2 separate regions of the Homo sapiens genome follow, and region 1 is linked to region 2. Evidence: chromatin contacts called from ENCODE Hi-C or POLR2A ChIA-PET data. All regions are on one chromosome and are shown on one strand. The core of a region is the stretch at or near the end of the contact, and the rest is flanking DNA. Distances in the headings are between cores, read along the strand shown. Region 1 overlaps RGS12 (regulator of G protein signaling 12). Region 2 overlaps HTT (huntingtin).

Region 1 (3,372 bases), core at 395-2,894, 210 kb after region 2:
CTTCTCCGTGGAGCCTGTAGGTGGTGGGGCAGGGCCACTCCCAGGGAGCTGGCCTCAGTGTGGGCTGCCTGTATTGGGCAGGGATGGGAGGTGAAGGGCCCTGGAAAGTGGTGAAAATGTTCTTTGGAATCAGGAGATTCCTCATCTCTTTGAGTACATATTTAAAACTGTGTTTTCTCCACTGCTGTGGTGTAGTGAAGGTTGACACTGGTGTTTATGTGGTTCTTTGTGGATTACAGGGCACCTTCACCTGCTTTCTCCTTGAAATTCAAAGTGACCTGGACAGTGGGGAGTATGATGCCATTTTAGATAATTGGCAGTGGTGCTTATGGTCCTCAGCGGACCTGAGAGACAGATAATGCTGTCGTCCCCATCCCACCAGTGAATGGACTCCTCCTTGGGGCGGGTGACATGGGGGAATAGGTGGGGTTGTGATGCCAGCCTTGGGCTTCTTTGCAGTGAAGATGAGGGTCCTGGCTGTTCCCACCCACACTGGAGCAGAGCAGAAGGGGAGCTAGCATGTCCTCAGGGTTGGAAATAACGGTGTGGCGGTCACTGCTTTGCAGAGTGCATCCTTACCTTGATAGGAATCCTGAGGCCATCAGGCCAGGCGATTGAGGTTTGGCTGTCAGGTGACTTGCTCACAGTCACAGGGCATGTGAGTGCTGGGACCAAGACAGCCCTGGCGCTCCGTGTGGGATTTGGAGTGGCCTTCATAATGTGGCGTGATACACTATCTAAAAATAAACAGGTAGTAACGTGTTGTGTTTTATGGGTTCCTGCTGTAATCTCTTGAGGTTTAAGTGTTGCTGTTTACTTTGCCAAGTGGGCCTCCCTGTGTAGTTAGGTGAGTCTGATCCCATAGCCTCCCCAGTTAGAGCAGCAGAAGCTTCCAGGGGTCATGAGGCGGCCACAAGATGGGTCCGGACGTCGCCGTGGACAGGTCTGCAGAGTTTCGAAGGTGGCCGTGACCGTCCGCAGCGATCAGGGCCCCACCTGGACGCTGGCCTGTGCTGAGAGAAGGGGCCAGCAGGGATGCAGGAAGTGCCTGGAAGTTAGAAGAAGCAGCAGAGTTGGCACAGGGAGGGAGAGAGCAGAGGAGGCCCCTGGAGGGTGCCATGGTGTCAGGCAGCGAGCTTCACGTGACTCCGGATTCTTAGTGACGGGGACTTCAGGGCTTTACTTTGCACAAACTCAGGTGGAATCAGTCAGGATCCAGCCAGGAGACAGGAAACGCAGCAGTAATTTGAACAGGAAAAATTCAGTATACAGAATCGTTAACAAAGGAAAAGAAGGTTAGCTGCTGAAAGAGAAAAGAAAGGCTAAGGTCATCAGTGTGGAAAGGGGCTGAGTCTAGAAAAGTGGGCGTGGGAGGCTTAGATACCCAGAGTAGGGGCCTTATCTGACAGGACTGTGAGTCCATCGCAGCTGTGAGAGAGTGAAGCAGCTCCAGGTGAGGATTGGTGGCTGTCCCCAGTCCCCAGGAAAAACGATGTGGGACCCTCACATGCCAGTCCACCCCACTCCATCTGGGAGGCAGTGCCTGTGCCCATTGCTGAACATTGAGCCCCTGGGCAGGAGCCATGTGGTCTTCAAGGCCCAGTGCCAGGATCAGAAGCTGGGCACGGCAGGGTGGGTTTGGCGCTGAGAAGAAATGCCTTGGTGTCTGGCACAGTGCCCCGTTAGGCTACCCAGCGTCTGTATGCACCCTTCTTCAGCACCCCCAAGGGCATCTCACTCCCAGCTTCTGCTTTTGAGTCCGCCTTGGCTTGCCTGCACCCCAGGGCAGGGTTTTCTGTGGCTGTGGAGCAGCTCCGGCCTGGACAGCCACGTCAGCTCCTCCCCCCAGTGGACTGCAGGCATGTGGTGTCCAGCGCGCTCTGAGGCCCAGGCCTGGGCAGGGGCCCCTGCTGACGGTGTCCTTGGCTTAGGCACTCGCCCTTAGCCCTAGAACAATCTTCAGCATTCCCTCTACACAGTTATTACTAGTTCTATGAATGTTAAACGTTCCCTTTGAAATTACTGGCACCAGCCTTTCTTAATCTGTATGCAAAATAAGCTGACTATTAGAAGAAATATAATACTGCATCTAGTCACAAGTTGGTCTCTAAGGCCAATAGTTCTGTGTCCTAACTGCCACCAGATTCTCCATTGTTGTCCTTTGCCAACGCTTTTGTCACTGCCGCCTCCATCCTGCTGTCTGCAGGCTCAGCCCGGGTTTCCGCCCTCAGTGGCCACTTGCTCCTGTGAAAGCCTGGGGACCAGCGAGCCAGACCCCTTGTTGCTCGGCATTTCTACGTCTCCTTGGTGAGATGGAAAGCTCTAACCCCCTGCACACCGAGCCACGTGGTGACCTTGTGCCAGCTCATCCTTGTCAGCTTCTCCCTCCTCTGGGGAGGAGCAAGGAAGGGGAGCTGAGTTACTTGTAGACTCGCTGAGGGTCTGAAATTCTTGAAGTGGGTGAGATGATGTTTGGAAGTGGACTGCTTTCCCTTTTGTGTAGTTTGCTCTTTGTCTCTGCCTAATGTCTGTAGCCAGCACAAGCTGGTTCTCATGGAGATAAGCATTCAGGCCTGTGACTAACAAAAGGGGCTGATGTGAAAGAGAACCCAGGATCTCGAAATGCTTCTGTCATCAAAAATGATTGCCTTGTGTTTCATTTAAGGCAAGCGTGTTTAATTCTGTGTCTCTGCAAACTGACTCAAAGTTATATTAATTAATTAAATTAATTAATTAAAATACCTGGTTAAGTAGCAGCACCCAAATTCTTAAAATTTCCATACAATGGATTTTGGAAATTTTAAAAATGAAAATATGTTATTTGTGATATGTAAAGGATTGATTGGTGTAATTTTGAAATGAATGAATACATATTTTTAAATTCCTCAGTTTAATTTCTGGTATGAGAAACATCAGTAGCTGAAACCCACAAAAATAAAGACTCGCTGAGGTGCTCAGTCGTTTGTAGGTACTCCCAGGAGTCCTGAGACCACAGCACTTGAGGACTGCTGCCCGCAGAAGGTTGGATTTGCAGGAGTGAGTTCCTTCTCAACTGTTGCTTACTGAGATAAGACCATTAACAGAGAATGGAGAAATACCTTATGGGTGTACTGGAGTACCCGAGAGCTACATCTGAGTGAGATAGTGGTACCTGCATCACCTGAAGTACATCTGAAAATCGCGCTCATAAAAAAGGCAAAATACAGAAGCCTCAAGCCCGTGAGCAGCGCAGTCTGCTGTCCAGGGTGGCGCGTGCCCCTCGGTGGGAGGACAAGCCAGGGGCGAGCGGGAGGACGAGCAAGCACCAGGCTGGGGGGCCTCTCCCGGGAGGGGTGCCGTGGCGCCTCGCTCGTGTTGGTGCAGTTTTATTTC
Region 2 (3,246 bases), core at 424-2,923:
GAGGTGGAGGTCGTGTTGAGCCAAGATCGCACCACTGCACTCCAGCCTGGGCAACAGAGTGAGACCTGTCTCAAAAAAACCAAAATCCAGAAAAGAACTTATATGGCTGCAGAGGTATAATCACTAAGGAAATTTCCTTTTGTATAATCTTTTTTCTTTTACTATCATTTAAAAAAATGTGTTATATTTCTGAAGCAACACATCCAGGTTCTGCACATAGCAGCCAAAGTGACCTTAAAGAATATAACTGGGTCTTGTCATTCCCTTATTTAAACTCTTGTACCCATTTCCCAGTGCCGTTTAGATAGAGATTCCAGACTCGTCAATGGCTCTGTCACCTCAGACACCCTGCATTGACTCATTAGTCTGATTAGAGTCAGGTTTTTCTTCCTCCTGATGGTTTTTTTTTCCCCCTTAGTTCTCAGCGGAACAGTCACTTCCTTAGGGAGGTTTCCCCAGCCACCCTCTGAGGCCGTGCTTGTTGCCAGACTCTGCCACTAGAGGGCAGGGCTGCACCACTCCTGGCACCTCGCACCCGGCCTGCCCTGTCACTCTGTGTGTTGGGTGAATTCCTGTGATCTGTGACTCACTGCTCTGTGTCCTACACATTCGGCTTTTCTTCTCTCCCCACAACCCCATTTTATAATTCTCCTTTTTCAGGAAAGCTTTATTCCCATTTAAAAATTTTTGTTTTTAAAATGGTATTTTCTTACACTTATTTTCTAATTAAAAATGAGTGTTTTAAGAAGTATTATGATTTACTGCAAATAATTTTTAAACCCAGCCTTTTAGATCCTCTGTGATCATAAGAGAAATGAAGGATGTCTCCCAACACTTGAGCTTCATCCACATTTCATCCTCCTGTTCTTTCAGCTGAGTTTTCCCCATCCCATTAGGGACTGTTGGAATATAAAACTGGCTTTTCCCTAACAGGGAATGAATTGCTTCTGTTTCTCCTGAAGGAGAGCTGGAAGAATGACTTGCGTTCTTTTGCATACACAGGCCTTACCTGGTGAACCTTCTGCCGTGCCTGACTCGAACAAGCAAGAGACCCGAAGAATCAGTCCAGGAGACCTTGGCTGCAGCTGTTCCCAAAATTATGGCTTCTTTTGGCAATTTTGCAAATGACAATGAAATTAAGGTATGATTGTTGCCTCAGGTCACAAACATGCGAGTGATGCTGTGAGTGAGTCTGTGGAGGGTGAGGGCTTCTGAACAGGGAGTCCTGTGGGAGTGCTTCTTGGGGTATGTTGTATGTCGTAATTTAGACTACCATCATTTGTGTTATTTTTGAGGCACCTAAGGACTTCTTTCCACTTCTCATTTCTTACTGTGGGGTGAAGAGTTGAATTGGGAGATGGTTTCTAGATGCAAATTGAAAAGGCATTTTTCCAGAGCAGATTTGTTTTCGGCGTACTAGAGTGACTCTTTAACCTAGCTGCGGGAAGATGACTGTGCCAAGACTGCAGGTAGGAGAAAGCTCACTGACGAGGCCTTGTGGGTCTGAACGTCCTGCAGCTATCAGAGCCTGTTGGCTTCCTGTTGTGCATTCCAACAAATCATCTTCAAACCCACTTTAGTGTTTTGTTTATAATGTCCAGAAATAGTGACCCTGTCACATGCTCTACAGATTACAGGATTCTTAGCCTCTTCCTTTTTGGTAGGTCAGTCCTGGGTTTGAGCCCAAGTGACCCTCCTGGGAGGTGATGATACACACTGGGTAGAGTGGAATCAGATGGACTTGGATTAGAATTCTGTCCTCTTTACTAGTTATTTTCCTCTAGGCAAACTGCCCAACAGCTCTAAGCTATTTCCTTCGTATTCTGAAAAATAAGCCTTAATGGGACCCATATAGGGCAACTCTGAGAGTAAAATAAAGGAATATGTGTTAGAGTGTAGCATAGTCACCCACGGGAAGGGCTTAGATGTTAGCTGCTACTGCTCTTATTAGCTGAATGATTTGGAATAAACTGTTAGCCTCTCTCATGTTTTTTCTCTTGAGCTTCGAAGTTTTCTTGTTAATACTAAGGAGATATTCAAACTAGTCATGGGGTTTTGGAATGACGAAGGGAGATGATGAATCTAAAGAATTTAGTGTAATATTTCTTCATGCTCAGTAAATGGTAGTTTCTGCTGCTGTTATTTTTATTACCATCTCTTTGGAATGGGAGTAGGTGCTCCTTTGTGGTCAGAGGCTGTGAGAGCTCCACAGCGCCAGTTTGCCCATCTGTACACTGGGGTCTGTTGAAGGCAGTCCCCTCTGTGATATCTCTGGCTGTCAGAGCTCAGATGATAGATGGTATTTTTGTACTCTTAGTTCTCATCATTTTCATGATTTCGATCACCATTTGAGTATGATGATGCTAACACTTTGTTGAACGTAGAATCCGTTAATTACTTCCTTCCTGAACCTTTGGCATTAAAAAAAATCTATTCTGCTACCTCTCTGCTCATTTATGGTTATTCAAATTTATTATCAAGAGCCTGGTACAGTGGCTTGTGCCTATAATTGTAGCTACTTGGGAGGCTGAGGTAGGAGGATTGCTTGAGGCCAGGAGTTTGAGACCAGCCTGGGCAAGATAGTGAGACCCTATCTCTAAAAAAACTGAAAAAAAATTAGCTGGACATGATGGCATGTGCCTGTGGTCCTAGCTACTCAGGAGGCTGAGACAGGAGGCTCGGTTGAGCCCAGGAGTTGGAGTTCGAGGCTACACTGAGCTGTGATTGTGCCACCACACTCCAGCATGGGTGGTAAAACAAGATGCCATTTCTTAAAAAAAAAAAATATATATATATATATTATCAATGAAATTCAGTAGTACCAACAGGATTATAAACAAAGATAGTAGTTCCCTTCCTACTTTTTCTCTTAATCCTTGTGTCTCACAGGCAAACATAACTCTTAGTATTTCTTCCAATATTTACTTTCATGTTTCTTTCTTTCTTTCTTTTTTTTTCTTTGAGATGGAGTTTTGCTCTTGTTGCCAAGGCTGGAGTGCAATGACGCAATCTTGGCTCACCACAACCTCTGTCTCCCGGGTTCAAGCGATTCTCCTGCCTCAGCCTCCTAGTAGCTGGGATTACAGGCATGCATCACCACGCTCGGCTAATTTTGTACTTTTAGTAGAGATGGGGTTTCTCCGGGTTGGTCAGGCTGGTCTCGAACTCCTGACCTCAGGTGATCCTCCCACCTCAGCCTCCCAAAGTGCTGGGATTACAGGCGTGAGCCACTGCGCCCAGCAACTT

The links. A loop is a pair of places that touch in the nucleus more often than their neighbours do. ChIA-PET counts read pairs that join two places held with the same protein, here RNA polymerase II (POLR2A). Pooled maps may share reads with other maps.
Region 1: a loop to region 2 is called in a map of K562, with 2.1 times the contacts of the local background. The contact joins two enhancer-like sites. A Hi-C loop is called at or near these places in 4 of 168 maps with a recorded cell type or tissue (K562, endothelial cell of umbilical vein, heart right ventricle and 1 more) and 2 of 50 pooled maps. POLR2A ChIA-PET finds 5 or more read pairs at or near these places in 1 of 52 experiments (activated CD4-positive, alpha-beta memory T cell).

What each region holds. Positions count from the first base shown.
Region 1 is chr4:3,319,872-3,323,243 of GRCh38, forward strand. The region is part of intron 2 of RGS12 (regulator of G protein signaling 12); the gene reads left to right. Among named protein-coding and RNA genes, the nearest start is that of RGS12, 29 kb to the left of the region's middle. Within about 2 kb of position 1,645, at least 7 of the 41 ENCODE cell types and tissues checked have a DNase peak (open chromatin) inside an H3K27ac peak, as active enhancers do.
Region 2 is chr4:3,106,283-3,109,528 of GRCh38, forward strand. It overlaps HTT (huntingtin), which reads left to right. Exons shown (of 67, transcript NM_001388492.1): 6 at 1,003-1,141. Among named protein-coding and RNA genes, the nearest start is that of HTT, 33 kb to the left of the region's middle. Within about 2 kb of position 1,674, at least 8 of the 41 ENCODE cell types and tissues checked have a DNase peak (open chromatin) inside an H3K27ac peak, as active enhancers do.